Regions from separate parts of the Homo sapiens genome. Here region 2 is linked to region 1. A link is a loop called in an ENCODE intact Hi-C map of the cell type or tissue named here. Cell type or tissue: GM12878. All regions are shown on one strand. Links, peaks and the distances in the headings refer to the core of each region. The heading gives the core; the rest is flanking DNA.

Region 1 (15,747 bases), core at 4,654-12,653:
GTTCTTGCTAAATTTATCCCCCATCCTTTTTTTTTTGAGTCAGAGTCTTGCTCTTGAGCAACCTCCACCTTCTGGGTTCAAGCAGTTCTCCTGCCTCAGCCTCCCGAGTAGCTGGAATTACAGGCTTGTGCCATGACACCTGGCTAATTTTTGTATTTTTAGTAGAGATGGGACTTTGCCATGTTGGCCAGGCTGGTCTTGAACTCCTGACCTCAGGTGATCCGCCCACCTCAGCCTCCCAAAGTGCTGGGATTACAGGCATGAGCCACTGCGTCCAGCCTAAATTTACCCTTTTATCATGCCTTTTTTATTGTCTTAAGTCTTTAAGTCTTATTTAAGTCTTGACTCATTTGCGACTTTTTTACTAAATTGTTAGCTCTATTAAGGCAGAAACCAGTATCTTCAATGTCTTAATCTCTCAGTGACTGGTTTAACATCTTGCAATTAATATGCTTAATTAATGTTTATAAGCTATTACTTTAGTCTTAATCTCAATTTCTTGAATTTAGAGTTGCTGACACCTGTGTCTTAGGTAGGACCAAGTGAGAAGCTAGTTATTGTGACAGCCTCAGACTGGAGCCAGAAGACCCATGATCTTGTATATATTAGCTGTGTGTGACCTTAGGCAAGACACATGACCACTCTGGGCTTCAGTATCCTATTCTATGATTTAGAAAAATTAAACCTACTCATGGCATGTTTTAAGAACTATATTTTAAAAATACATTATAAAATATTTATTTATTTATTTATTATTTGTGTGAGGCAGAGTCTCACTCCGTTGCCCAGGCTGGAGTGCAGTGGTGCGATTTCGGCTCACTGCAACCTCCGTCTCCCGGGTTCAAGTGATTCTCGTGCCTCAGCCTCCCGAGTAGCTGGGACTATAGGTGCATGCCACCATGCCTGGCTAATTTTTTGTAGTTTTAGTAGAGACGGGGTTTCACTGTGTTAGCCAGGATGGTCTTGATCTCCTAACTTCGTGATCTGCCAGCCTTGGCCTCCCAAAGTGCTGAGATTACAGGTGTGAGCCACCTCATCTGGCCTATTTATTTATTTATGAGGTCTTTCTGTGTTGCCCAGGCTAGAGTGTAGTGGCTATTCACAGGCACACTACATCCTCAAATTTATGGCCTCAAGAGGTCCTCCTTCCTGATCCTCCCAAGTATCTGGGACTGGCTCCAAGAGGTGTATTTTAAGGAAAAAGTTTTTTTTTTTTTGAGACGAAGTCATGCCCTTCCACCCAGGCTGGAGTGCAATGGCGTGATCTTGGCTCACTGCAACTTCTACCTCCCAGATTCAAACGATTCTGCTGTCTCAGCCTCCTGAGTAGCTGGGATTACAGGTGCCTGCCACCATGCCCAGCTAATTTTTGTATTTTTAGTAGAGACGGGGTTTCACCATGTTGGCCAGGCTGGTCTTGAACTCCTGACCTCGTGATCTGCCCACCTTAGCCTCCCAAAGTGCTGGGATTAGAGGCGTGAGCCACCATCCCTGGCCAGTTCTCTTTTTTTGGAGACAGAGTTTTGCTCTGTTGCCCAGGCTGGAGTGCAGTGGCACAATCTTGGCTCACTGCAACCTTCTGGGTTCAAGTGATTCTCATGCCTCAGCCTCCCAGGTAGCTGAAACTATAGGCATGTGCTACCATACCGGGCTAATTTTTTGTATTTTATTAGAGATAGGTTTCACCATGTTGCCCAGGCTGGTTTCAAACTGCTGAGCTCAGCCAATCTGCCCACCTTGGCCTCCCAAAGTGCTAGAGTTACAGGCGTGAGCCATCGTGCCCGGTCAATGAAACAATAAAGTTCTATACACTTATTTTTCTTTTCTTTTCTTTTTTTTTTTTTTTTGAGACAGAGTTTCACTCTTGTTGCCCAGGCTAGAGTGCAATGGCATGGACTCAGCTCACTGCAACCTCTGCCTCGGGGTTCAAGCAATTCTCCTGCCTCAGCCTCCTGAGTAACTGGGATTACAGGCGTGTGCCACCACACCTGGCTAATTTTTGTATTTTTAGTAGACAAGGGGTTTCACCATGTTGGCCAGGCTGGTCTCGAACTCCTGACCTCAGGTGATCCACCTGCCTCAGCCTTCTAAAGTCCTGGGATTACAGGCGTGAGCCTCCGCGCCCGGCCTTATACACTAATTTTTCTCCCTCACCTCCAATCAAGCAGGGAAAGTGAATATGGAAGTAGGTCAGTGTATAATGTCCCATCTCTGGTGAATGGAGAAGTCACCTGTTTGTAAGTCCCCCCAGAAATGAAGATCTATTAAAAAAACAAAGGCCACAAAGGGAAATTTAATTCATACTCAGAAGTGGGCCACTATCTATGGAAGTACTTGGAAAATAATAAGGTGCGTTATTATTACATCTTTAAGAAGTTTTCCTGGGCTGGGCACTGTGGCTCATGCCTGTAATCTCAGCACTTTGGGAGGCCGAGGCAGGCGGATCACCTGAGGTCAGGAGTTGGAGATCAGCCTGGCCAACATAGTGGAACCCTGACTTTACTAAAAATACAAAAATTAGCTGAGTGTGGTGGTGGGCGCCTGTAATCCCAGCTTCTGGGGAGGCTGAGACAGGAGAATCGCTTGAACCTGGGAGGCGGAGGTTGCAGTGAGCCGAAATTGTGCCACTGCACTCCAGCCTGGGTGACAGAGTGAGACTCCGTCTCAAAAAAAAAAAAAAGTTTTTCTGGAAAGCAGTTTCACAGCAGAGCAACAAGGCTGAAATTGCCCCAGTCAGCCTTTGCTGGCTGACTTCCCTTTTTCCGTTAATAGCACCACCACACCCAGTAACTAAGGCTTGCGTCCTCAGTTATCTGCACGTAGGGAAGAGTCTGGTCAGTGATAAAAGGTAGTTGGTCAGTTGCCACGTCTTGACTGGAGGCACGCAATGATTCCAGATTCCAACCCAGTCAATACACTGCAGGCTTTATCTTTACAAGGCATAGCTCTGCTGCTTTCTGTTCCAGAACCTTTGGTGGCATCTTCTTTGGCATTTAATACTCTCCTTTTCCTGGTCCTAACTTAGCTTTCCTACATTCTCAGATATCCATTGTTCCTGGACAGTCAATATATGATGCCTTTCCCCTGATCACACCTTATATTTGCTGTCCTGTTCCCTTAGCTCATGTTATATACCCTGGCTAGAGTACCTACCTCTCAGCTCGGCTGCTAAAATTCTCCCTGAAAACCCATCCATTAACCAACTTCTAGTCCATTATTCAGAGGATATGGAACTGCTATTTATTTATTTATTTGAGATGGAGTCCCGCTCTGTTGCCCAGGCTGGAGTGTAGTAGTGTGATCTTGGCTCACTGCAACCTCTGCCTCCTGGGTTCAAGTGATTCTCCTGCCTCAGCCCCCAAAATAGCTGGGATTACAGGCACCCGCCACCATGCCCAGCTGATTGTTGTGTTTTAGTAGAGATGGGGTTTCACCATGTTGGTCAGGTTGGTCTTGAACTCCTGTCCTCAAGTGATCCTCCCGCCTCAGCCTCCCAATGTGCTGGGATTACAGGTGTAAGCTACCACGCCTGGCCCCTATTTATTTATTTATTTAAGAGACGGAGTCTCACTCTGTTGCCCAGGCTGGAGTACAGTGGTGTGATCTCAGCTCATTGCAGCCTCTACCTCCTGGGCTCAAGTGATTCTCTAATCACAGCCTTTTGAGTAGCTGGGATTGCAGGCATGTGCCACCATGTCTGGCTTACTTTTGTTTATTTTTTGTAGAGACGAGATCTCACTATGTTATCCAGGCTGGTCTCAAACTCCTGGACTCAAATGATTCTCCTTCCTCGGCCTCTCATTCTGCTAGGAATACAGACATGAGCCACCATGCCTGGCCTGGAACTACTGTATATTTAGACATTATAATTATGTACTGCTTCCTGTAGGCAGGGGGGCTATTCTAAGTACCTTACCAATAAATATTATTAAATACTAATAACAAACCTTTGGGGTGGGTACTATTATTTCCCACGGTCACACAGCCTTTGAGTGGCAGAGCCTAGGTTCAAACCAGGTAGGTAACTTAGCACAGAGTCCCTGCTCTCAGCTGCAGCGTCATGTACCTCTTGATTATAGGTGCTGGGAATACAGTGACCCTGGTCCCTGCCCTAAGGGGCTTATGTTCCAGTGGGAGTCAAACCATATACATTTTTGAGTCTCTGCTGTTTGCCAAGCACAGGGGACAGGGGTGTCTGCCGAAAAGGCCGTGTCATCTGTGTAGCTGCTAGACACTGTCAGTTCCCTGTGGGCAGTGTCCTTGCCTGTATATGTCCCAAGTACCTGACCTAGTCCTGGCACAAAGTGGCTCAGTTGGCTGGGCAAGGTGGCTCATGCCTATAATCCCAGCACTTTGGGAGGCTGAGGCAGGTGGATAGCTTGAGCCTAGGAGTTTGTGAACAGCCTGTGCAACATGGTGAAACTCTTGTCTCTACAAAAAATACAAAAATTAGCCAGTCATGGTGGTGCACACCTGTAGTAACAGTTACTCAGGAAGGCTGAGGTGGGAGGATCACCTGAGCCCAGGAGGTTGTGGCTGCAGTGACACATGATCGCACCCCTGCACTCCAGCCTGGACAACACAGTGAGACCCTGTCTCAAAAAAACCCCAAAAAACAACAACCAAAATCTCAAACAAAACCAAAACAAAAAACAAAAAACCTGCCTCCCAGGTTCAAGTAATTCTCCTGCCTCAGCCTCCCCAGTAGCTGGGATTACAGGCATACGACACATGCCACCACGCTCGGCTAATTTTTTTGTATTTTTAGTAGAGACGGGGTTTCTCTATGTTGGTCAGGCTGGTCTCGAACTCCCGACCTCAGATGATTTGCCTGCCTCGGCCTCCCAAAGTGCTGGGATTACAGGCGTGAGCCACTGCACCTGGCGCCACTCTTTTTTTTTTTTTGAGACGGAGTTTCGCTCTTGTTGCCCAGGCTGGAGTGCAATGACGAGATCTCGGCTCACGGCAACCTCTGCCTCCTGGGTTCAAGTGATTCTCCTGCCTCAGCCTCCCTAGTAGCTGGGATTACAGGTATGCACCACCACGCCCATAGAGACGGGGTTTCTCCATGTTGGCTAGGCTGGTCTTGAACTCCTGACCTCGGGTGATCCACCCACCTCGGCCTCCCAAAGTGCTGGGATTAGAGGTGTGAGCCACTGTGCCTGGCCCCCTCTCTTAATCTCTGCATTCTGCTGCCACTCAGCATGAGATGCTCTTCAGAAAAAATATCCTTCTGGCTGCAATATAAAGTTAGGGGAGGGCAGGAATGGAGGGAATGAGTTAGGAGCTAGCTACAGTCCTAGTTGCTTGGGAGGCTGAGATGGGGGCATTGCTTGAGCCCAGGAGTTCAAGGCTGCAGTGAGGTATCATTGCACCACTGCACTCCAGCCTGGGAGACAGCAAGACCCTGTCTCAAAAAAAAAAAAAAAAAAAAAAAAAAAACCACAGAAAAACTTCAAGGTGGCTCTAGGATTAGCAGCATCAGCAGCAGCCTGTGTTTTAATCAGTCCTCCAAGTGATTCTGATGCATGCTGATGTTTGAGACCCACTGCCACAGGACCAGTTTTTAAACTTTTTTTTTTTTTTTTGAGTTGGAGTCTTGCTCTGTTGCCCAGGCAGGAGTGCAGTGGCGCTATCTCAGCTCACTGCAGCCTCCGCCTCCCAGGTTCAAGCGATTCTCCTGCCCCAGCCTCCCAAGTAGCTGGGACTACAGGTGCGTGCCACCGCGCCAGGCTAATTTTTTGTATTTTTAGTAGAGATGGGGTTTCACTGTGTTGACCAGGATGGTCTTGATTCCTGACCTTGTGATCCACCTGCCTTGGGATCCCAAAGTGCTGGGATACAGGCTTGAGCCACTGTGCCTGGCCAGTTTTTAAACATTTTGATCACGTTCTACAAGTTTTACATATGTAATGACCAAGAGATATATTCTCTTTCTCTCTCTCACACATAACATATTTAACATACTTTAGGCTGGACACGGTGGCTCACACCTGTAATCCCAGCACTTTGGGAGGCCAAGGTGGGCAGATCACAAGGTCAGGAGTTTGAGAGCAGACTGGTCAACATGGTGAAACCCTGTCTCTACTAAAAATACAAAAATTAGCCAGGCATGATGGCGTGCACCTGTAATCCCAGCTACTCAGGAGGCTGAGGCAGGAGAATTGTTTGAACCCGGGAGGCAGAGGTTGCAGTGAGTCGAGATTGTGCCACTGCACTCCAGCCTGGGCGACAGAGCAAGACTCCTTCTCAAAAAAAATAAAAAATAAAAAAATAAAAGAAAAACATACTTTAGTAAAAGTTTCAAGAAACAGTGTCCTGTCTTAGGAAACATGTGACACACTGGTATTTTCGATTCTGTTTCATTAAACAAAGTGCTTTGAGACCTGTCAGAACCCCTGCTCTTGAGCAAATCAAGAAGGTTGCTGTGCTGCAAGGGTGCACTTCCAAAGCCACCTTCAGTGGGACTTTCCTGTCTTTGAAGAAGCCTTTCACTTCCAGAGCTTGACCCAGGGAGTCCTTGTTTCTCTAAGTCTGGACCTGCTCCTTTATCACCCATATTACGGGCTGAATTATGTCCCCCCAAAGTTCGCATGTTGGAGTCCTGATCTCTAGTACTTCAGAATGTGATTGTATTTGAAGACGGGGATTTTTTTTTTTTTTTTTTAAGATGGAGTCTCTCTCTGTTGCCCAGGCTGGAGTGCAGTGGCTCTGTTGTCCAGGCTGGAGTACAGTGGTGTGATCTCAGCCCACTGCAACCTCCACCCCTCCCAGGTTCAAGCAATTCTCCTGCCTCAGCCTGACGAGTAGCTGGGACTACCGGTGCGTGCTACCACATCCGGGTAATTTTTGTATTTTTAGTAGAGACGGGGTTTTGCCATGTTGGCCAGCCTGGTCTCGAACTCCTAACCTCAGGTGATCTGCCCTCCTTGGCCTCCCAAAGTGCTGGGATTACAGGTGTGAGCCATAGTGCCTGGCCTGATTGTGATTTTTTTTTTATGGCAGCCTGAGCAGACTATATTACAGCCCACAAGCCTCACAAAGATATTGCCTGGAGTTAGTGCCACTGGTTGTCATTTTCCAGAGCTGCTTTGTAGGGCAGTAATGTGTCCTCTGTTAGACTGAACTCGCCAAGGAGTTTGACCCTCTATTCCACCTGCTTATTATAGAACTACTCCCTCTTTTCCTCATATTTCTTGGGTTGAGTTTGGGTAAGATTACTAAAATTCTTCAGATGTGGAACCAATCTTCATAAACACTTCAGAATACTTTGCTTCCTTCTGAATTACTACAGACAAGCAGTCTGGGAGGTCCAAGTCTGTATAATTATTGTTCTTAACATTCTGTCACTCATTATTGTTGGTGTTCGTTTCTCAATGCCAGATGAGGTGTGTCTTGGGCAAAAGCCTGTCCAGTGTAAGCTGTTCTGTTCTTTCAGGCAGAATCACTCAGACTTATGCTCTCAACTTTCTCTCTCTCTTTTTTTTTTTTTTTTTTTTTTTTTGAGAGAGTCTCTGTCGCCCAGGAGTGCAGTGGTGTGATCTTGGCTCACTGCAACGTCCACCTCCCAGATTCAAGTGATTCCCCTGCCTCAGCCTCCCAAGTAGCTGGGATTACAGGCTTGCACCACCACACCCAGCTAATTTTTGTATTTTTAGTAGAGATGGGGTTTCACCATGTTGCCACAGTGCCTGGCCTGAACTTTCTCTTTTACAGCCACATGCAAATTACCTGAACTATCTGGCTTTTGGGAAAACCCTGTGCAAGTTCTTAGCATCCAGTATTAAAAGAAAAGAGATGGCTCTGTTCTCTTAGCAACTCAAAATCCTCTTCCTTCTCCCCCTTTAAAATATAATGTAGTCCTTGTTTTTCCTTAAAATAAATATTTTAAAGAGAAAATTGGTCCATTTGAAGAAGCCAAAATAGGATCTCTTCCCCTCTCCTTGTTGCTGTCTCTCTCGAGTGGATTTTGGTCATTTCTGCTAAGTTTGCCCAGAAAATAGGCTGAAGTCTGTGGAAGGGAAATTCCACAAAGCTGCCTCATGTCCACAGTTCCTCGGGAGGAATTCCTTTCCTGTAAGGAGGAGGCACATTTTCTGAGAGTCCCTTCCAGGAAGGATGAGGTGCAGCAGGAAGGAATCCCACAGAGAGCCGTCTCACAGACACAGAAAAGGGAAGGAATTGCCTTTGACTTCTGGGAATTGGATGGTTTTTTTTTTTTTTTTTTTTTTAATAGAAGGCAAAACAGCAAATGGCAGCTACTAGTGACTGACTATATCAGGTTTTGGAAAAGTGGGCAGTGAGGGTTTTGTTGATTGGATTGAACTCTGCTTGGCAAACCATAGATGACCCTGAGTAAGCCTTAGGCCTTTTTTTTTTTTTTTTTTGAGATGGAGTCTCACTCTGTCACCCAGGCTGGAGTGCAGTGTCATGATCTTGGCGTACCACAACCTCTGCCTCCTGGGTTCAAGTGATCCTCCTACCTCAGCCTCCTGAGTAGCTGGGATTACAGGCACCTGCCACCACACCTGGTTAATTTTTTGTATTGTTAGTAGAGATGGGGTTTCACTATGTTGGTCAGGGTGGTCTCGAACTCCTGATTACAAGTGATTCACCTGCCTTGGCCTCCCGAGCCTTAGCCCTTTTGATTCCCTGACATCAAATGCTACTTCTCTTGGATAGTTATACTGTGAGAAGTTGGTGACGGGCAAAACGGGAGCCCAGGCCAGTGTCAGAAACTCACCCAGAGTCGCAGGGACAAAGCTGTTGTGTGGGTTCTTCCCTGTGAGAATCTTAAGGATGGAAATGGTGAGCACAAACCTTGGCATTTAAGGACCGACAATGCTGAGATGTTGTGGTGGGTCCTTGAGTAGGGCTCAAGTGTCCTTCCAGGGTGGTGGTCCCAGGGAATTGGGCCAGAAACAAGGCCACCCAGTCTCAGCTCTGTTGTTCCTGGGGGGCCCTGTGGCTCCAGGAGCTCGTGAACATGGCGAACCCCACTTCCCCATCCCCTTTCTGCCTTCTCTTCTGTTCTCTTGACAGTCTCTGTTTTCTACCCACTGGGGTCAGCAAATCAGCCCCTTTTACCGGTTTCCACAAAAATCCACAAAAAGCACTGTGAGGACTTGGGGATTTCTTGAAGATTTGGGTTGAGGTATTTCAGGAGGGCCTTGCCTCGCCCCTTTCCACTCCATCTTCCTCTCTGCTCCCCACTTCTCTGGAATAAGAGGTACTGCCCTCCTTATTTCAGCGCTGTCATTCTGATCACTCTAGGACCGGTTGAGACTTTTTCGTGAACAGTTTCCTACCTTTTTAGGCAACCATCTGTAAGACAAGGTAGAATGCTACCATAACCATGATTAACATTTGCAAACACTCTGCCACAGTGCAGCCACTTTCTTTGTCTCCAGCTGAAGAAATTGAGGTGCACAGAGGTTAAATTTGATGCTCAAAGCAATACAACTAGAAAATATAGGAGGCTGGGCTGCCTGATTGATTCCCAGCTTAGAGATTGAAAGTCACATGCGAAGCGCTTTAGCAGATAGAGAAGGGGGAGTCATACTCCAGTGTGCATTTTAGTTTGTGCTTTTCTGTCCTTGAATTAAGAAGTGTGACGTGTGCCTCCAACAGCATAGCATGCTACAGAAATGGATTTCTTTTCCTGGGGTTGATAATCTGCTGGCCAAATCTTTATCTCTGTAGTATCCTGTGTTTCCTGGTGCATTTTAGCATTTGGTTAAATTGTAGGGAAAAGGGTTTGTGTTCTTTATATCTGGATTGTCTATTAGATCACGTTTTTTTGTGTTGTTATTTGCGTCTTTTTTTTTCCTGGAAGGAAGTGATTGGCTGTAACAGTTTCTCTCCCACTCCGGTCTCTGAGGAAGGAAAAAAAAAATACCTTGGTTTCATATGAAATTAGACTAATAGAATTTCTAATTATCTGAGTTCATTGAGTTGTTGTCAGTCTGTGTTTTTTTTTTTTTTTTTTTTTTTTTTTCCGAGACAGGGTCTTGCTCTGTCTCTCAGGCTGGAGTATAAGTGGTGCGATCATAGCTCACTGCAGCCTCAACCTCCCTGTGCTCGGGCTCAGGTGATCCTCCCACCTCAGCTTCCTGAGTAGCTGGGACTATAGGCATGCACCACCATGCCTGGCTAATTTTTGTTTTTGTTTTGTAGAGGCAGGGTTTTACCATGTTGCACAGGCTGCTTTCAAACTCCCTGGCTCATGCAATCCACCCACCTCAGCCTCCCAATGTGTTGGGATTATAGGCGTGAGCCACCGCCCCTTGCCTCTCTGTCTGGGCTTGGTCCTCCTGGGAACCTCTGCCTTGATCACCCATCTAGAAGAATGGAGGACCTCTGCCGTTTCAGTCATCCTTTTCACCTGTACCAGTTGGCCCAGGAGAATCCTGGTTTATATCCCTTATCACACTGCCACTATTAAGCTCCCCCTTTCACTCCTAAGAGTATCCCAGGTTAGATGATATGACCATGAATGGAGCTGAAGTTCATATTATACATAATATGAAGTATACATAAGGTATACGGGCCCTCTAAAGCCATGGGGCATAAGCACAAACTGTGGGCACAGTGATGTAAATATTTGCTAAACTTTTATCCAAAGTAATGATTGGTAAAAACCTGGTAGCATCTCCACTTGAGCAGACATCTTCAGAAATAACCTGTAACCTGTGCTTTATACATAAGAACAATGGCATGCGGCGTTCTCTCCTCCGTCCCTGGGTTGACCGCGGTGGGGTAGGGGGTCAGACTTGCCTTCTCCAGTGGGGCAAGTCCCCTTGGTGGTGACTGTCCTGGCTGTTGTTCCAATCTGAGCTAGTTTCTTCATAAGTCAATTGAAGGTGCAGTATTACCCTGCAGGGTGGACCAAGGAATGTGTTAGCCATGCTTGCTGCCTTTCTCCAGGACCTGAAGCCCCGCCACCCTCTCCTGGGGTCCCTTTTTCTCTCCCTTCTGCGGGACACGTTTTGTGATCTCTGCGCAAACAGAGGCAACACACTTAGTCATTAAGGATTTTTCTGTAAGTGCATTAGCCTTAGGCTTCAGCACTTGCTGTTCTCTTTGCTTGGAACTTGTTGACCCTGCTCTTGTCACTGGGGGCTTTGTCCTCCTGGGAAACTCTGCCTTGACCACCCATCTAGAGTAAACGCCCCCATTCACTACCATGGCTCCCTACTTTCTTTGTGGATTTTTTTTTTTTTTTTGAGAAGTCTCACTCTTGTTGCCTAGGCTGGAGTGCAATGGCATGGTCCCAGCTCACTGCAACCTCCACCTCCTGGGTTCAGGCGATCCTCCTGCCTCAGGCTCCCAAATAACTGAGATTACAGGCGCCCGCCACCATGCCCGGCTAATTTTTGTATTTTTGGTAGAGACAAGGTTTCACCATGTTGGCCAGGCTGGTCTCGAACTCCTGAACTCAGGTGATCCACCCTCCTTGGCCTCCCAAAGTGCTTGGATTATAGGTGTGAGCCACTGTGCCTGGCCTTCTGTGTGGATCTTACTGTTACTCTGACCCCCTCTTTTTAGTGTGATTGCCTTTCCCTCTCCCCTCTCCCTTCCCCAATGTGAACTCTGTAAAAATGATCCTAGGTCTAGAACCTATAAGAGTGCCTGTTAGTGGTGGGTGCTTAAGAGTTAATTTGAATTAATGAGGTTAATAATTCTTGTTTCCCTATAGTCCTGTTGTTGAGATTCCTGGTTAGAAAAAAAAGTGAGTTGTGGGTTGTATACTTTGTTTATTTATTTATTGTATTTATTTATTTTTGAGACTGAGTCTCGCTCTGTCGCCCAGTCTGGAGTGCAGTGGTGCGACTTCGGCTAACTCCAACTTTTGCCTCCCGGATTCAAGCGATTCTCCTGCCTCAGCCTCCTAAGTAGCTGGGACTACAGGCGTGTGCCACCACACTCGGTTAATGTTTGTGCTTTTAGTAGAGACAGAGTTTCACCATGTTGGCCAGGCTGGTCTCGGACTCCTGGCCTCAGGTGATCTGCCTGCCTTGGCTTCCCAAAGTGTTGGGATTACAGGCGTGAGCCACTGCGGCTGGCCCGTGGGTTGTATCCTTTTTTATTAATAAAGGCATCTCTATATGCTGTGGTTTGAGAGGGGTTGAAGGCTACTTCCCATGGGAATGAGTGAGGAAGAGCCTATTGCACTCTGGTGTCTTTGAGGGAAAGAGAGGCGGGTGGCTGCCTTCTCTGCTCTTGGGTTCCACAGCTGGGGATTGGGAGGTTACTCTTTTATCAATTGGTTTTTTCTTTTTTTCTTTTTTTTTTTTTGAGGCAGGGTCTCACTCTGTCGCCTAGGCTAGTGTGCAGTGGTATGATCACAGCTTATTGCAGCTTCGTTCACTTTTTTTTTTTTTTTTTTTGGAGATGGGTCCTGTACTGTCTCCCAGGCTCGAGTGCAGTGGTGAGATCATGGCTCACTGCAGCCTTGACTTCCTGGGCTTAAGTGATCCTCCCACTTCAGCCTCTGGAATAGCTGGGACCACAGGCGTGTTCCACCATGCCTAGCTAATAAAACAATTTTTTTGTAGGGACTAGGTCTTGCCATGTTGCCCAGGCTGGTCTCAAACTCCTGGGCTTGAGCAATCCTCCTGCCTTGGCCCCTCAAAGCAGTGAGATTATAGGCATGAACCATTGTGCTCAGCCCTGAGATTTGTTTTAAAAAGTGCCCTGAGATTCACTATGGAGTATTCCCTCTTGATTTATTTCCTACCAAGTAAGCCCTTTAACAGACCATGTATGGCAGCTTTTTGAAGAATGTTTTAGGTCTTTCTAAATATGCAGCTATTCAGGCTAAGGATTGGCATGTTTGTAATTGACCTAATGATTCAAAGAATGGACTGGTTCAGCTGGAATTTTCCTAAAATCTATCCCATTGACAGAGTATTGCACAATTAGAAAAGTGTATGATTTATAATTAGCGTACCCACTTTAACTCTGAATAACAGGCATAAAGGTTATTATATTTTGAATCAGTGTTAACAGTTTTAGACAGCTGTTCTTTGTTACTTGATTTTTTTTTTTTTTTGAGACAGAAACTTACTCTGTCACCCAGGCTGGAGTGCAGTACAGAGATTTCTGCCCACTGCAGCCTGTATTTTGAGGCACAGTTGTTTTTGCTCATTAGAGTGCTGCTGAGAGAGTTGATTTCCTAGTTCTAGAGTCACCGCCAAGAGTCCTAAACATTTTCCTATAAGAGAGATGGTAAGGATGGTTACAAAGAAGTAGGCCTGATTTGGTGTAGAAAATTGGTTTCATGTTCAAAGCCAACAAGGGGATGGGGGAGTTTTGGATCAGACCTTTGATTCTGGCGCAGAGCCACAAGGGCTTTGTGTGTTTTGTTTACAGAGCTTAAGCAATCTCAGTTATTAGCTTGCGGATAATTACCAGAAATGTGAACTTAAATCTGTGCTTATTTATTTAACTCCTTGCCTTTTCTCCTAAGAATGTAGGGTGGTGGCATTATAAAAATTAAAGAAAAAGCAAGGCTCCACCACTTTCATGGTGATTCTACTTTACCTGCAGTAAAATCACAGCATGATGGCCAAATTGCCCTTCCTCTCCAAACTTCATACCATTTACTATAAAATAATTTGGATCATAGGGTGATGTAGGCCTGGGGCTGAAGTCTGTGTCAGAATGTTCCTGTGGAGGTTTATATGTTAAAAATTAAAATGAAAACCTGTTTTATTTTATTTTTTGAGACGGAGTCTTGCTCTGTTGCCCAGGCTGGAGTGCAGTGGCACAATCTCGGCTCACTGCAACCTCTGCCTCCCGGGTTCAAGTGATTATCCTGCTTCAGCCTCCTGAGTAGCTGGGATTACAGGCACCCACCACCACACCTGGCTAATTTTTGTGTTTTTAGTAGAGACAGGGTTGTACCATGTTGGCCAGGCTGGTCTCGAACTCCTGACGTCAAGTGATCCGCCTGCCTCGGCCTCCCAAAGTGCTGGGATTACAGGCATAAGCCACCATGCCTGGCTTATTCTATGTTGTTTTTTGTGATGGTCAGTGAGATGTGGCCACAGGAGGAGGCAGAGGAGGTGCTCAGGAAGGCCAAGGTTATTATACTCACAGGTCTTAGAGACGGGAAGCATGTCATGCCCTGCAGGGCCACATGGGGAAGCATCAGTCTTGGTCCCCCCTGTAGGAGCCTGAAGGGGCAGGAGTGAGGGGAGAGCCTGGGCCATGGTCTTTCTTGAGCTTTCAGGGACAGGGCAGGGGAGTGCATGTGAACAGTTTAGAATTGGCTAGTTTGAATAATTTTGGCAGGCTGTAAGCTACAGGCATGGTTTCTAGTTGCTTGTTATCAGGCTCTGGCATGATATAGGTGAAGAAATACTGCTTCCTGGGGTGGACAGGCTAGATAAAGACGGCATAGCTCTGGGTTGGTTGGTTTGCATATCAGAGCTGTGCTCCTGGCTGGGCCCTTCTGGTTCTAAGAACTGGCCAGCTCTGGGAAGGACAGTCTCTCCCCAGCCAGAGAGGTTTCCAAAACGTCAAGACATCATAGTATGCACAAAGTAAAAAATATAAACAGTACAAAGGCCCTGAACAGGGTCACCCTGCTGTATGAGAAATCTACTGGCCTGGCTGAAGGGGAAAGTTGCTTGGGCAGAACAGTGAAAAGCTAAAGCAGGCTTGTTAGTTGTATGAGTCTGTTTTCACGCTGCTGATAAAGACATACCTGAGACTGGGCAATTTACAAAAGAAGAGGTTTAGTGGACTTACAGTTCCATGTGGCTGGGGAGACCTCACAATCATGACAGAAGGCACGGAGGAGAAAGTCACGTGGATGGCAGCAGGCAAAGAGAGAGCTTGTGCAGGCAAACTCTTATTTTTAAAAGCATCAGATATCGCGTGAACCCCGGGGGGCGGAGCCTGCAGTGAGCCTAGATCGCGCCACTGCATTCCAGCCTGGGCAACAGCAAGACTCCGTCTCAAAAAAAAAAAAAAAAAAACAAACCAAAAAAAAAACCCATCAGATCTCGTGAGACTTATCCACTATCACAAGAACAGCACAGGAAAGACCCGCCCCCATGATTCAATTATCTCCCATTGGATCCCTCCCACAACATGTGGGAACTGTGGGAGCTACAAGATGAGATTTGGGTGGGGACACAGAGCCATATCAGTAGTGTAAACCTGGAGCCAGCAGGAAGAGGCATTTGACAGAGCAGGAGGGTCCATGGTGCTCAGTCAAAGTCTTAGGACAAATAGTCCCCATGGAACAGAAGGCAATGCACCTGGCCTTGTTGCGTTTAATTTTAACTTTGCTGTATTTTCAATGATCTGCTCCTCCAGGGAACTGGTGGCACACCCTGAGTCTGCTAGGTGGGCTAAAGACTCACAACCTGAGGGAAGGGGCCAGGAAAGAAAGGAAGCCATGGCCTAGAGGGTGTTATTTGGGACCCCACGCCCATCCAGGCCGACAGAGCTGCGGTAAGGCTGAGCAAAACACACTCGCACCTGAACCTCACTCTGACGTTGTGGGAGGCCCTACCTTGTCAAAGCTGAAAGAAACGTCAGGAAAAGAAAATGCCCCCAAATAATTGTAACACATGTGCTATTGGTTTGGCGACTTTGGTAAAAGGTTTGGAAGTTTCAGGGAACATTCCAGATAAGCAGGGACCATCTTCTTCATAAATTGCTCTTTGAATTAGGATAAAAAAAATCAATTGCCATAGATAAAATTTCTGGGATTTTTATGAGCCCAACCTG
Region 2 (15,747 bases), core at 3,927-11,926, 100 kb before region 1:
GTTTTTTGTGTGCAGACGTCGTTTTTCTTCTCTTGCAGGAAAGCTTGCCAAACTAAAGAACAGGCAATTAAGAACTGGTGTTGTTAACAGATTATTTCTGTTTTCATTCATAATAACAGAGCTTCCAATTTCAATATGGAAACAACATCTTGATTTCTACAATAAATCCAAAACACAGAAAGAATGGAATTAATTGAAGATCTCCTTTGGCCTTTGCCCAAGTTGGCTGTGGGAGAGTTTGGCAGGGTACAGGAACATCTCTTGGAGAAATCAGCTGACACAAAAAAATCCATGCAGCAGAGCTCCCTAGGGAAGGAGATCAAATGAATTCAGAACTTGATTTAGGCCAGACCTGGTGGCTCATGCCTGTAATCCCAACACTTTGAGACACTGAGGAAGGAGGATCGCTTGAACCCAGGAGTTTAAGACCAATCTGGAAAACATAGCAAGACCCTGTCTCTATTAAATAAAGATAACAAAATAAAACATTTTTAAAAGAAAAAAAATATTGTGAACCTAGACTGGAATAAATATTATACACACACACACACACACACACACACACACACACACACACATATAGTAAAGTAGAGTGGTGGTTTCCAGGGGCCAGAGGGAGAGGCAAAAGGGAAGTTGTTCAATGGGTGTAGAGTTTCAGTCATGCAAGATGAAGAAGTTCTAGAGATCTGTTTTACAACAATGTGTTTATAGTTAACAATACTGAACACTTAAAATTGTTAAAAAGATAAATTTATATTGTGTTCTTCATTGCAATTCCAAAAAAGCAACAGAGGCTCATACTACAACAAGGATGAACCTTGATGACATTATGTTAAGTGAAATAAGCCAGTCACAAAAGGACAAATACTGGATGATTCTACTCACATGAGGTACCTAAGAGTAATCAAATTCATAGAGACAAAAAAATTATATATATATATATAATTGACATGAAGTGTCACTCTTGTTGCCCAGGCTGGAGTGCAATCATGCGATCTTGGCTCACTGCAACCTCTGCCTCCTGGTTCAAGTGATTCTCCTGCCTCAGCCTGCCAAGTAGCTGGGATTACAGGTGCCTACCATAATGCCCGGCTAATTTTTTGTATTTTTAGTAGAGATGGGGTTTTACCATTTTGGCCAGGCTGGTCTCGAACTTCTGGCCTCAAGTGATCCACCCACCTCAGCCTCCCAAAGTGCTGGGATTAAAGGTGTGAGCCACCATGCCTGACCAATAAAATACATTTTTAAAAAGGAAGAAAAATAAGAACTTGATGCAAGGATCACATGGGAACGTGCCAAAGACATTGCTAGTAGCTGCAGCAAAATGCCTCCCACACCGAGAATGGAGAAAAGAGACTCCTACAAACCTCACCAAGGGCTGTTCCTGACTTTGGGGAATGTATCCTACTCACCCATTTATGACCACCTTTTTCCTACAGAGATGTAAGCACCTGATGAGTTCTTCCTGCCCACTGCACAGACAGATCAACCCACTGAGACTGAGGCATTGCAGTAAAGAGTTTAATTGACATGAAGCCAGCACACATGTGAGAACTGGAGTTATTACTCAAATCTGTCTCTCCTCCCTCCCAGCGCCTACCAAAGGTTCAGGTGTTAGAGGTTCTTTTTTTTTTTTTTTTGAGATGGAGTCTCCCTCTGTCGCCCAGGCTGGAGTATAGTGGTACAATCTTGGCTCACTGCAAACTCTGCCTCCCGAGTTCAAGCAATTCTCCTGTCTCAGCCTCTCGAGTAGCTGAGATCACAGGCATGTGCCACCACACCCAGCTGATTTTTGTATTTTTAGTAGAGACGGGTTTTGCCATGTTGACCAGGCTGGTCTCAAACTCCTGACCATAAGTGATCCACCTGTCTTGGCCTCCCAAAGTGCTGGGATTACAGGCATGAGCCACCTCACCCAGCCTAGAGGTTCTTATAGACAATTTAGTGGGCAGAGGGCTAGGGAATGGGCACTGATGATTGGTTGGGGATGAAATCATAGGGGTGTAGGAAAGGGTCCTCATGTGCCAAGTCTACCTCTGGATGGGGCCAGTCACAAAAGGACAAATACTGGATGATTCTACTCACATGCTGAGTCATGACTCACAAGTCTGGGTGGGGTCAGTCTGAAAAACATCTCACAAAAACCCAATCTTAGGTTCTGCAATAATGAAGTTATTTATAGGAGAAATTGAGAAGGTCACCAATCTTGACCCTCTGGCCACATGCCCCTGGAACAGCAAAGGATTATAAAAAGTCCTCCTATCGTGTGACCTCTGGCCATGACCTGAGCAGTAAGGGCTTACAGAAACCACACTTATTTTAGGACCTCTTGTTAGTCTTACAAAGGTGGTTTCAGCCCTGAAAACAGGGAGAGGATTCATTTTAGAGTGGACTGTCATCATCCTTGTTTCAAAGTTAAACTATAAACTAAATTCCTCCCAAAGTTGGCTTAGCCTACACCCAGGAATGCCCAAAGACAGCCTGAAGGTCAGAAGCAAGATGGAGTCAACCATGTCAGATTTGCTCACTGTCATAATTTTGCAAGGGTGGTTTCAGAGATACAGCAAATTCCTCATTGCCTTCCCCAGAAGATCGAGGCTGAGGCCAGCAGAAGATCACCATGCCTCTGCAACCAGCCTCCTGATGTTTGAGTGGACTTATGCCTAAGAGTGGGAGACAATGATGGAGAGAGTTTGAATGAGAGCTCCCAAGCCTCCTAGCAGATCCTCCCCTGTCCACTTCTGCCATCATCTCCGCCCTTCTCTTCCCATCTGCCCTTGTATCCTGCCCGTGGGCTTCAAATGGATTCAGGACTTCTCCAGAGTTCTACCACAGACTCAAAATCATTCTGAAGTGAACTTATACGTGGTTTAAAAGTATGTTTCTTGATATTTGAGCAGCTTTACCCATAAGAGCAAGTGAAGGAGGGGAGGGGACAGAAATGGGATGAGGGTCAGAGGTATTGATTTGTTACTTCTCTCTGCTTTTAAATTGGGGTATGGGGCATGGAACATGATGCAAAAACAATCATCATAGCGTTTTTGCCAGAACCAGGCCCCCTAAAATTGTGACAGGTAGGAAAAGTTGCCATGACCACCCCTCCCAATGCTCTAGGCCTCCCTTAAAATTAGTTTTAATTGTTTGGTTTTAAATGTTGGATAGATGCCAGGCACGGTGACTCACACCTGTAATCCCAGCACTTTGGGAGACCGAGGAGGGTGGTTCAACTGAGGTCAGGAGTTCAAGACCAGCCTGACCAACATGGAGAAAACCCTGTCTGTACTAGAAATACAAAATTAGCCAGCGTGGTGGTGCACATCTGTAATCCCAGCTACTGAGGAGGCTGAGGCAGGAGAATCGCTTGAACCTGGGAGGTGGGGGTTGCGGTGAGCCGAGATTGCGCCATTGCGCTCCAGCCTGGACAACAAGAGCGAAACGCCATCTCAAAAAAAAAAAAAAAAAAAAAATTATGTCTTGGGCTGCTTTTGGTTAGAAGGGAAATTCCAGTGAGGACTCTGTTGCCCTCACTATCTGCCCAAATAATTTCTTTCTACCTCCGGCATAATTATGTTTATCATGATTTATTGTCATTTTAAATCTTATTTGACCTGGGAGCCCCTGCTTTTCTTCACTTCTGGAACATGCTCAATTTCTCTTCAAAAATTACCATTTTAGGTTGGGTGCGATGGCTCACATCTGTAATCCCAGCATTTTGGGAGTCCGAGGCGGGCAGATCACCTGAGGTCATGAGTTTGAGACCAGCCTGGCCAACATGGCAAAACCTTGTCACTAATAAAAATACAAAAATTAGCCAGGCATGGTAGCAGGTGCCTGTAATCCCAGCTACTTGAGAGGCTGAGACAGGAGAATTGCTTGAGCCTGGGAGGCAGAGGTTACAGTGAGCCAAGACCGTGCCACTGCACTCCAGCCTGGACAACAGAGTGAGATTCCATATCAATAATAATAATAATAAAATAAAAGTAAAAAATACATTGTAATATATAATGAAATAATTATACAACTTAACATTATGTAGAATCAGTGGGACCCCTGAGCTTGTTTTCTTGCAACTAGACAGTCCTATCTGGGGGTGATGGGAGACAGGGACAGATCATCAGGCATTAGATTCTCATAAGGAGGGGGCAACCCAGATCCCTCACAAGCACAGTTTGCAATAGGGTTCGTGCTCCTATGAGAATTTAATGCCCTGCTGATCTGATAGGAGGCGGAGCTCAGGCAGTAATGAGAGTGATAGGGAGCAGCTGTAAATACAGATGAAGGTTCGCTTGCTAGCTCACCACCCACCTCCTGCTGTGCAGCCCAGTTCCTAACTGGCCAGTGGCCCAGGGGCTGGGATGCCTGGTGTACAGAACTCCAGCCCCAACATGCTAGAGAGGGTAACAGAGAGAGAAAGGGTGGGTTTAGGGCTAAGAGATACTAGATTACTAATTTTCCCTTCTCCTTTGACTATGCCATACCCTTCTACTCATATTTGAATCCCAATTTGCATCCTATAATAGTTTTGTGCTTTTTAAAAAGTTGTAGTAAATTATACAGCACATAAAATTTGCCATTGTAACCATTTATTCTTTTTAGCGATGAGGTCTCGCTATGTTGCCCGGGCTGGTCTGGATCCTCCTACCTCAGCCTCCAGAGTAGCTGGAATTATAGGTGCACATCACCACGCCCAGCTCATCTTAACCATTCTTAAATGTTCATGTTAGTGGCATTAAGTACATTCACATTGTTATACAACCATCACCACCATCCATCTCCAGAACTTTTTTATTTTCCCCAACTGAAACTCTGTACCCATTAAACAATAACTCAGTCTGTCTCTAGTTTATGTTAATTATTTTCTAGTTCAGTCATCATCCCACTGGAATATTCTTTTGTTTTTTGTTTTGTTTTGTTTTGTTTTTAAGACAGAGTCTCACTCTGTCACCCAGGCTAGAGTACGGTGGCACAATCTTGGCCCACTGTAGCCTCTGCCTCCCGGGCTCAGCCAATCCTCCCACCTCATCCTCCCTGAGTAGCTGAGACTACAGGCATGTGACACCACGCCTGACTAATTTTTGTGTTTTTAGTAGAGATGGGGTTTCACCATATTGGCCAAGCTGGTTTCAAACTCTTGGACTCAAGTGATGCGGGCTCCTTGGCCTCCCAAAGTGCTGAGATTACAGGCATGACCCACAACGCCCAGCCTGGAATATTCTTTTACCTAAAGAATAGATTATAAACTTAAACTCCATCAATAATTCTTATATAAATAATAAGTGTATAACAAGCAAAGTAGAAAATATGCATAGCTGCTACAGTCCTCATTTTTGTAACTGAGCATAAGGCTTTAGTTGATATTTATAATTTTTTCAACTACCAATTTTGTCTTCTCTTTGACCACAGCAAGGAACACAGCTAGCTGGGATTCTTTACCTTATGGTGTGACATAAACCTTCATTCTTGATGAATCAGAATCCTAGTCACTCAGGCTTCATTGAGTTGATGCAATAATTCTTTTAACTGTTACTACTGGACTTGGAGGTATTAAGAATCATTCAGAGGGCAGGCACGGTGGCTCATGCCTGTAATCCCAGTACTTTGGGAGGCTGAGGCAGGTGGATCACCTGAGGTCAGGAGTTTGAGACCAGCCTGACCAAGACGGTGAAACCCTGTCTCTACTAAAAATACAAAAATTATCTGGGCATGGTGGCGCACACTTATAATCCCAGCTACTCAGGAGTCTAAAGCAGGAGAATCACTTGAACCTGGGAGATGGAGGTTGCAGTGAGCCAAGATTGCTCAATTTTTTTTTGAGACTCTGTCTCAAAAAAAAAATCATTCAGAGAGGTTTTTGGACTTAGTCTTCCCTGCTCCACTATGTAGTAACAACTCTACGTCTTCTTGTAATTGGAATTAATTACTCCAGTCAGTAATTTGCCTCTTTCTTTGCATATTGGTTCAGTGACATAAAGAGTCCCAAATAGTTGGTTCACTTGGAACCAATAATGTGTCCCTTGGTGGAAGCATTCTTCTCTTGGAAATAAAGAATGACCCGTAAGGCCAGGCACAGTGGCCTTCACCTGTAATCCTAACACTTTGGGAGGTCAAGGCAGGAGGATTGCTTGAGTCCAGGAGTTTGAGACTAACGTAAGCAACATGGCGAGACCTTGTCTCTACAAAAAATTAAAAAATTAGCTGGGTATGATGATGTGTGCCTGTAGAGTCCCAGCTACTTGGGAGGCTGAGGTGGGAGGATCATCTGAGCCCAGAAATTTGAGTCTGTAGTGAGCCAAGATTGTGCCACTGCACTCCAGCCTGGGAGATAAAGTGAGACCTTGTCTCAAAAAAAGAAAAAAAAAGATGTAAAAAAACACAAAAATATTCAGGAGCAGGAAGCAAAACTTAGGACTACTAAATTTAACAGTGAGAGGAGCTATTCCAACTTGTACCACTTGATTCCTGGACCTGTATTCTGACTATGAGAGAAATATTATTTTGATTGCTGGTTCAAAGCACATGCCCCATCACATAGAACAGACTCCAACTAACGGGGTGTTTTCACCCTGGAAAAGGAGCCTAGTCTTCTCAGAAATGGGAGAGAAGCGTGATTCCACTTGCAATGGGTATTCAGGGCCTTTGGTGTTTCTCAAGATTTTTATATTCTTCCAAATCCACACAAATATCCCCAATTCTCAGCCAGCTGCAGTGGCTCACACTTGTAATCTCAACACTTTGAGAGGCGGAGGTGGGAGAATCGCTTAAGCCTAGGAGTTCTAGAGACCAGCTTGGGTAACACAGGGAGACTGTCTCTACAAAAAAAAAAAAAAAAGGAAAAAATGTTAAAAAAAAAAAATTGGCCAGGCGCTGTGGCTCACGTCTGTAATCCCAGCACTTTGGGAGGCCGAGGCGGGTGGATCATTTGAGGTCAGGAGTTTGAGACCAGCCTGACCAAGCTGGTAAAGTCTACTAAAAATACAAAAATTAGCTGGGCGTGGTGGCCCTCGCCTGTAATCCCAGTTACTTGGAAGGTTGAGACAAGAGAATCACTTGAACCAGGGAGACGGAGGTTGCAGTGAGCTGAGATCTCGCCACTGCACTCCAGCCTGAAAGAGCGAGACTCTGTCTCAAAAAAAAAAAAATTTCTCAAGGTCTCAGTTCTCAATTTATGCCCCAGTTTCCACATGAGAAAAAAGGGAGAAGCTGGCAGGAACCAGCAGGTGGCACCAAAGGAAACCTCTGGCTGCCCTCGCTGCTCATTAGCGTTAAGACACTCCCATCAGCCCATGACAGCTTACAAATGCCAGGGCAAGGACCCAAAAGTTACCGCCCTTTTCCTAGAAAGTTCTAAACAACGCTCTCCTCAATTTGCATTAACCCACTCCTTAATTTGCATATAGTCGAAAGTGGGCATAAATATAGTTCCCAACAGCCCGTACTCTGCAGAGGCTGGGGACACTGCCCATGAGTTATCCCTGCTCCACAAGGAACAAGACCATTCAATAAAAGATTGTCATCTGATACTACCGGCTTGCCCTTGAATTCTTTCCTGGAGGAAGCCAAGAACATTCCTAGGCTAAGCCCCAGTTTTGGGGGTTCCTTGTCCTGCATCAGCTTCTAAATCAGTTTATCATAATTCTGCAACCTCGGCCAGGCACAGCGGCTCACGCTTGTAATCCCAGCACTTTTGGGAGGCCGAGGAAGGTGGATCACCTGAGGTCAGGAGTTTGAGACCAGCCTAGCTAACATGCGAAACCCCATCTCTATTAAAACTACAAAAATTAGCTGGGTGTGGTGGCACGTGCCTGTAATCCCAGCTACTCAGGAAGCTGAGGCAGGAACCCAGGAGGCAGAGGTTGCAGTGAGCCCAGATTGTGCCATTACACTCCAGCCTGGGCGACAGAATGAGACTCTGTCTCAAAAATAAATAAATAAATAAAAATTTAAAAAAATTAATTCTGCAACCCAAACCACCAAAACTTGGGTCTTTATTAGTCCTATGGCTACCAGAAACCAGAGTTTGTTTGTTTGTTTGTTTTTGAGGTGGAATCTCGCACTGTCACCCAGGCTGGAGTGCAATGGCACCATCTCGGCTCACTGCAACCTCCGCCTCCCAGGTTCAAGCGACTCTCCTGCCTCAGCCTCCCGAGTAGCTGGGACTACAGGTGCCTGCCACCACACCCGGCTAATTTGTATTTTTTGTAGAGACGGGGTTTCACCATATTGGCCAGGCAGGTCTCGAACTCCTGACCTTGTCATCTGCCTGTCTCGGCTTCCCAAAATGCCAGGATTACAAGTGTGAGCCACTGCACCTGGCCGAACAAATTATTACTATTATTATTATTTTTTTTGAGATGGAGTTTCTCTCTGTTGCCCAGACTGGAGTGCAGTCATGCAATCTTAGCTCACTGCAGCCTCTGCCTCCCGGGTTCAAGAGACTCTTCTGCCTCTGCCTCCCGAGTAGCTGGGACTACAGGGGCATATCACCAAGCCTGGCTAATTTTTGTATTTTTTAGTAGAGATGGGGTTTCACCATGTTGGCCAGGGTGGTCTCGAACTCCTGACCTCAGGTGATCCACCTGCCTCGGCCTCCCAAAGTGCTGGGATTACAAGCATGAGTCACCGTGCCCGGCCGGTCATTTCTTTTTATACCATTCTGGTACCAAACACTGTATCAGTTAGTATCCAGTCCAGAAAAACCTGACGATATGTATTTCAAAAACCATTCTTCTGCACTGAATAATATTAAAATCCCAGGTTTCTTAAACACTGCAGCAGGCTGGTAGGAGAGTGTGTGTGAAGTTATTCCAAGAAGAGCAGGGCACACTGGACTTCTGGTTAATGGAATAGGTGGGTACTCCATTCTGGTTAACGGAGTAGTGTTTTGATGGAAAAACGAAAGTGGTGTGACTGTATTTGTACTTGGACTTGACACCTTCAACAACTTGCCTCCTATACTGGAGGCCCACTGAGTCAAGCTCTTTCATATAAATTACTCCTGCTCTTTTTGTCTCATCCAGCCTTTGGTGCCTGACACACATGCCTTTCAAGCATAGGAGCACTTGAAACAGGGAATTGGTTACAAAAAGGGTTAGGAGACCTATAGGAACAAATGGGGAAGGGTGGTGTCACCCTGCAGGCAGCTGCTACTGCTCCTGGGCTGGAGGAGCTTACAGGGACAGTTGTGTTATCCAGAGCCCCAAGCCTACAGCCAGGCTAGAGCTGCCCTTTATATTTACAGGGCAGGACACTTGGAGCCTGGGATTGCTCCCTGTTACTGATACCCAACAGCAACCCATGGCCCAGAACTCCTGCCAACACCTCTGCCAGAAACAGAATTGCACAACCTTCCTCCACTTTCTAATCTGGATGGATGCCTCTCATGGCATCCATCAGAATTCACCGGTCAGGTGAGTCTGAGACATATAGTTTGCATACTTTCAGCCTCAGTGGTAAAGGAAAGATTACAGCATGGCAGTTATGAGGCTGAATATCAACAATTTCTAGAATGCAAGGCAATTTAGGGCACGTCCCCATTTATTTTGTGTAGAGAAGGTGTGCAATGTGTAAATGGTTTACAATGGCAGTATATATTTTGGTTGAAAACATTGGATTTGTTAGGCCACTGTGGAGAGTTCTTGTGACAATACAGATTAGGATCTTGTAAAATGTTAATAATAAATTTTAGAAGTGTTAATAAGGCAGTCTGTAAAGCTGGCAATTTAGCCACTTTGCTGACAAATTAGCTGTTAATTTCTTTGGTGAGAAATAACCAGGCAAGTGCACAATTATGGGAGGGACTAAGTTAATGAGAAATATTACTTTCTGGAAGCACATTCACAAATTTTCTTTCCAAGAGTTGGTTAAAAAAAAAAAAAAAAAAAAGCTTGGCCGAGCACAGTGGCACACCTGTAATCCCAGCACTTTGGGAGGCCTAGGGAGAAAGATCGCTTGGGGCCAGGAGTTCAAGACCAGCCTGGCCAACATAACGAGATTCTGTCTCTACAAAAATAAAAAAAAACCTAGCTGGGCATTGTGGCTGGTGCCTGCAGTCCCTGTTATTCAGGAAGCTGAATGGGAGAGGATCACTTCACTTGAGCCCAGGAGTTAGAGGTTACAGCAAGCTGAGATCACACCACTGCACTATAGCCTGGGTGACAGAGAGAACTTGGCTCAAAAAAAAATATATTGTGCAGTTAGAGGAAACAGTATAAAAAAGAATAAAAATTCTGGGCACAGTGGCTCACACCTGTAATCCCATCACTTTGGGAGGCTGAGGCAGGTGGATTGCTTGAGTTTAGAAGTTTGAGACAAGCCTGGGCAAGATAGTAAGGCTCCGACTCTACAAAAAATACAAAAATTAGCCAGGCGTGGTGGTGCACACCTGTTGTCCCAGCTACTTGGGGGGCTGAGGCGGGAAGATTGCTAGAGTCTGGGAAGTTGAGGCTCCAGTGTGCCATTATTACACCACTGCACTCCAGCCTGAGCAACAGAGTGAGACCCTGTCTCAAAGAAAAGAACAAATAAATAAATAAAATAAAAATAAATTAATGAGATCAAAATGGAGCAAGAGTCATCTAATTTGGCAGGAAAGTCATCCTTAAACCAGGTTCCCAAAGATAATTTTATAAACGATTATGCCCTTCCTACTCTCTTCTTTTCCATTCCTGAATTACTTCATTTAGAATAATGGCTTCCAGCTCCATCCAAGATGCTACAAAAGACATATTATTCTTTTTTTATGTCTGAGTAGTATTCCATGTTGTATATATACCACATTTTCTTCATCTTTGGTCAATGGACACTTAGGTGGGTTCCATATTTTTGCAATTGTGAATTGTGCTGCAATAACATTACACATGCAGCTGTCTTTTTTATATAATGACTTCTTTTCTTTTAGGTAGATATCCAGTAGTGAGATGGCTGGATCAATCCCACGGATAGATTTACTTTTTCTTTTTTTATTTTATTCTCCTGGACTCCAAAGGCAGATAGATCTACTTTTATTTTTTAAGAAATCTGCCTTTTCTTTTCTTTTTTTTCTTGAGACAGAGTCTCTGTCTGTCTCCCAGGCTGGAGTGCAGTGGCGTGATCTTGGCTCACTGCAACCTCCACCTCCTGGGTCAAGCGATTCTCTTGTCTCAGCCTCCCAAGTAGCTCGGACTACAGGCGCATGCTCTCATGCCAGCTAATGTTTGTATTTTTAGTAGAGATGGGGTTTCACCATGCTGGCCAGGCTGGTCTCGAACTCCCGACCTCAAGTGATCCACCCAGCTCAGCCTCCCAAAATGCTGGGATTATAGGCATGAGCCATCATGCCCGACCACGTATTGTTTTCCATAGAGATTGTATTAATTGGCCGGGTGCAGTGGCTTACGTCTGTAATCCCAGCACTTTGGGAGGCCGAGGCGAGTGGATTGCCTGAGGTCGGGAGTTTGAGATCCCCCTGACCAACATGGAGAAACCCTGACTCTACTGAAAATATAAAATTAGCCGGGCGCCGGGCATGGTGGTGCATGCCTATAATCCCAGCTACTTGGGAGGCTGAGGCAGGAGAACTGCTTGAACCCGGGAAGCGGAGGTTGCGGTGAGCCGAGATCGTACCATTGCACTCTAGCCTGGGCAACAAGAGCAAAACTCTGTCTCAAAAAAAAAAAAAAAAAGAGAGAGAGATTGTATTAATTTACTTTCTCACTAACAGTGTATAAGCGTTCCCTTTTCACCACATTCATGCTAATATCTATTGTTTTTGGACTTCTTAATAATGGCTGTTCTTGCAGAAGGTGGTACCTCGTTGTGGTTTTAATTTGCATTTCTCTTATGATTAGTGATGTTGAGCATTTTTTCATATATTTGTTAGCCATTTGTATATCTTCTTTTGAGAAATATCTATTCACGTCTTTTACCCACTTTTTGATGGGATTACTTGTTTTTTTTCCTTGCTAATTTGTTTGAGTTCCTTGTAGATTCTGGATATTAGTCTTTTGTCAGATGTATAGTTTGCAAATATTTTCTCCCATTCTGTGGGTTATCTGTTTACTCTGGTGATTATTTCTTTTGTTGTATTAAAGCTTTTTAGTTTAGTAAGGTCTCATTTGTTTATTTTTTGTTTTGTTACGTTTGCTTTTGAGTCTTAGTCATTAATTCTTTGCATAGGTCAATGTTCAGAAGAGTTTTTCCTAGGCTTTTCTTCTGGAATTTTTATGGTTTCTGGTCTTAGATTTAAGTCTTTGATCCATCTTGAGTTGATTTGAGTTTATTTTTGTATAAAGTGAGAGACAGGGATCCAGTTTCATTCTTCTACATGTGGCTTACCAGTTTTCCCAGCACCATTTATTAAATAGGGTGTCCTTTCTGCAATTTATGTGTTTGTATGCTCTGTTGAAGATCAGCTGGTTGTAAGTATTTGGTTTTATTTCTGGGTTCTCTATTGTGTTCCATTGGTCTATATGTCTACTTTTATATCAGTACCATGCTGTTTTGGTAACTATAGCCTTGTAGTGTAATTTGAAGTCGAGTAATGTGATGCTTCCAGATTTGTTCTTTTTGCTTAGGATTTCTTTGCATTTGGGGTCTTTTTTGGTGTCATAGGAATTTTAGAATTGTTTTTTCTAATTCTGTGAAAAATGATATTGGTATTTTGATAGGAATTGCACTGAACCTGTAGATTGCTTTGGGCAGTACAGGCATTTTCATGATATTGGTTCTTACAATCCATGATCATGGGATGGGTTTCCATTTGTTTGTATCATCTATGATTTCTCTCAGCAGTGTTTCGTAGTTCTCCTTATAAATTGAAGATAACTTTCATTCATTCATTCAGCAAATATTTGTTAATCTTCTTTTATATACTAGGCTCTGCTGTAGATGGCAAACAAAACAAGGCAAAGTCATAGCTCCTACAGAACTCATGTTCTAGTGGAGAGATAGACAATAAAGAAGACGCACGGATAATTTCAGATAATAACTAGAGATCTGAAGAAAGTAAAATTGGGTGGTGAGTTTATGGATGTTGTAAGGTGTGAGATTGTTGTGGTCAGGGAAAGCTTCTCTCAGGAGATGACTTCATACCTGCAATCTGAATGAGAAGGAGGTAAGGATCTGGGTGAAGGGCCTTGCAGGTGTGCAGGTGGAAGAGACAGTGATTCCACAGGCTAGATGCCAGCATCAAGCTTGGCAAGAGTGGGAATGCAAAGAATGGAAAGGAGGCCCCAAGTGACTGAGGCCAATGGTAAATAACAGAGGGAGGCAGCAGGCTCCTGTGAGAAACGACTTCTCTATCCATACAATAGATTATGATTTTACCATAAAGAGAAATGAAGTACCGACACATGCTACAACATGGATGAAGCTTGAAAGCATTAGGCTAAGCAAAGAAGCCACACACAAAACACCCCATATTGTGTGATAGGAAATGTTCAGATTGGGAAAGTCTGTGGAGACAAAAAGTAGAGTAGTGGTCTCTTGGGGCTGAGGTGGAGGGATGCCTAGCAGGGAAGTGACTGTGGAAGGCAAGCAGTCTTTCTTTTAGAGGTGATAAAAATGTTTTAAAATGCACTGTGGAGCCAGGCACAGTGGCTAATGCCTGTAATCTTAACACTTTGGGAGGCCGAGGGGGCAGGATCCCTTGAGCCCAGGAATTCAAGACCAGCCTGGGCAACATAGGGATACCTTGTCTCTACAAAAAAAAAAAAAAAAACTCAATTAGCCAAGCATGGTGGCATGCACCTGTGGTTCCAACTACTTGGGAGACTGAGGCAGGAGAATCGCCTGTGCCCAGGAGGTCGAGGCTGCAGTGAGCTATGATCACACCACTGCACTTCAGCCTGCACAACAGAGTGAGATCCTGTCTCAACATAAATAAATAAAAGGACTGTAGTGATGGTTGTACGTATCAGTGAATATACTAAAAACCATTTAATTGTACACTTTAAAAGGGTAAATTGTGTGGTACGCGAATTATATCTCAATAAGGCTCTTAAAAAAAGAAGAAGAAACTACAACTAGATTCTCAACTTCTCCTACCTAGGGATGGAGACTGCAGGTCACCTCAAAAGTGACTGTGTGGATCCAAGTCCTCTGGGAAGCAGACATGAGGTAGAGTTAGAAGTGCAAGAGGCTGGGCATGGTGGCTCATGCCTGTAATCTGAGCACTTTGGGAGGCTGAGGCAGGCGGATCACAAGGTTAGGAGTTGGAGACCAGCCTGGCCAAAATGGTGAAACCCCGTCTCTACTAAAAATACCCTGCTGGGCGTGGTGGCTCACACCTGTAATCCCAGCACTTTGGGAGGCTGAGGCAGGTGGATCACGAGGTCAGGAGATCGAGACTACCCTGGCTAACACGGTGAAACCCAGTCTCTACTAAAAAATACAAAAAATTAGCTGGGCATGGTGGCGGACGCCTGTAGTCCCAGCTACTCAGGAGACTGAGGCAGGAGAATGACGTGAACCTGGGAGGCGGAGCTTATAGTGAGCCAAGATAGCGCCACTGCACTCCAGCCTGGGCAACAGAGCCAGACTCTGTCTCAGCCTCCTGCGTAGCTGGGATTACAGGTGCCCGCCACCATGCCTGGCTAATTTTTGTATTTTTAGTAGAGACGGAGTTTCACCATGTTGGCCAGGCTGATATTGAACTCCTGAACTCGTGATCCGCCTGCCTCGGCCTCCCGAAGTGAGCCACCATGCCTGACCCCTAACAATCTAAAAAATTACTTTAAATTTAGAAAAAGGGTGTTAGTAGAGGGTATTAAATATATATATAATTCTTTTTTTTTTGAGACGGAGTCTCACTCTGTCACCAGGCTGAGTAGCTGGGACTACAGGCACGTGCCACCACGCCCAGGTAATTATTTGTATTTTTAGTAGAGATGGGGTTTCATCATGTTGGCAGTGGATGGTCTCGATCTCTTGACCTCGTGATTTGCCCACCTTGGCCTCCCAAAGTGCTGGGATTACAGTCGTGAGCCACCATGCCCGGCAAACAAACAAACAAACAAACAAACAAAGAATTCTAAAGGAGAAGGTAAAACAAGGTACAGATCTGAAATTTAAGGTTAAAATAAACTGTGTGTGCGTACAATGTTTCATAACTTTTAAAAAGGACGCTTGCTGTCTTTCCGTGCTTATTTTTAAGGTCCCTTTACCAGATGACCTTAAATTCACTCAGTTTACAGTTTCCGGCTGAAGAAAGCTGCTCTTGGATGTTTTTGGTTTTCTCCTTAGTCATTTGGAAGAATACAAATTTTGCAGTTCAGGGGCCAGCACATTTTATTCTCAAAGCAATGCCACTGAGATTTGTGTTTGTAGCTAGACATGGGAGAAAGTAAAACCAGAAACATCAAATGACTTACCCAAGGTCAAGCCAGGATTTGAACCAGGCCTGGGCAGCTCAGCGCAGGGTCATCTATCCTTTTGCATGAGCAGCTTGGAGTAATGAATTCTGCCCAGCAAGGATGAGGCAATTGGCTGAACAAAGCAGATGGGCTCCCTCTTGGGCTGGAGAAAGCAGAAAGAGTTGGCTGGTTATTAGACAAGGAGGGCAGAAGTCATCCATGGCATGAGGCGGAAGTGTTGAGTAGCAAGCAAGCTGGGCAACCAGGGGCAAGTGAGAACCCCCCAGGGCTGCCTGGCCCCTGAATAGCCTCAGACATAGATGGCTCACCAGTCCCTGTCCCTGGGAGCCCTAAATAAATATCTTTCCCTTTGGTGGGGCTTGTTCATTGCATCCAAAATGCAAGGAGCTCATCTACT

Evidence for each region. A loop is a pair of places that touch in the nucleus more often than their neighbours do. Peaks named below come from ENCODE experiments on the same cell type or tissue, not always from the same donor. Only the 100,000 strongest peaks of a DNase experiment are listed, where the experiment ranks them.
Region 2: a loop joins it to region 1, with 2.5 times the contacts of the local background. A loop is called at or near these places in 51 of 110 quality-filtered maps.

The regions. Positions count from the first base shown.
Region 1 is chr13:95,273,057-95,288,803 of GRCh38, reverse strand. All of the region lies in intron 1 of ABCC4 (ATP binding cassette subfamily C member 4 (PEL blood group)), which reads left to right. LOC124903192 (a long non-coding RNA gene) reads right to left here and starts at 10,715. Exons shown (of 2, transcript XR_007063838.1): 1 at 10,642-10,715; 2 at 7,370-9,875. RefSeq lists an enhancer at 6,550-6,599 and a silencer at 14,121-14,220. In GM12878, for the core only: no CTCF peak of the experiment used is centred there; a DNase peak (open chromatin) is centred at 7,734; H3K4me3 peaks cover 557 bases; H3K27ac peaks cover 3,119 bases.
Region 2 is chr13:95,372,352-95,388,098 of GRCh38, reverse strand. The region is part of intron 1 of LOC124903193 (a long non-coding RNA gene); the gene reads left to right. Among named protein-coding and RNA genes, the nearest start is that of ABCC4, 79 kb to the right of the region's middle. RefSeq lists silencers at 1,453-1,572, 7,327-7,376 and an enhancer at 6,997-7,046. In GM12878, for the core only: a CTCF peak has its summit at 7,224 (motif pointing right); a DNase peak (open chromatin) is centred at 7,258.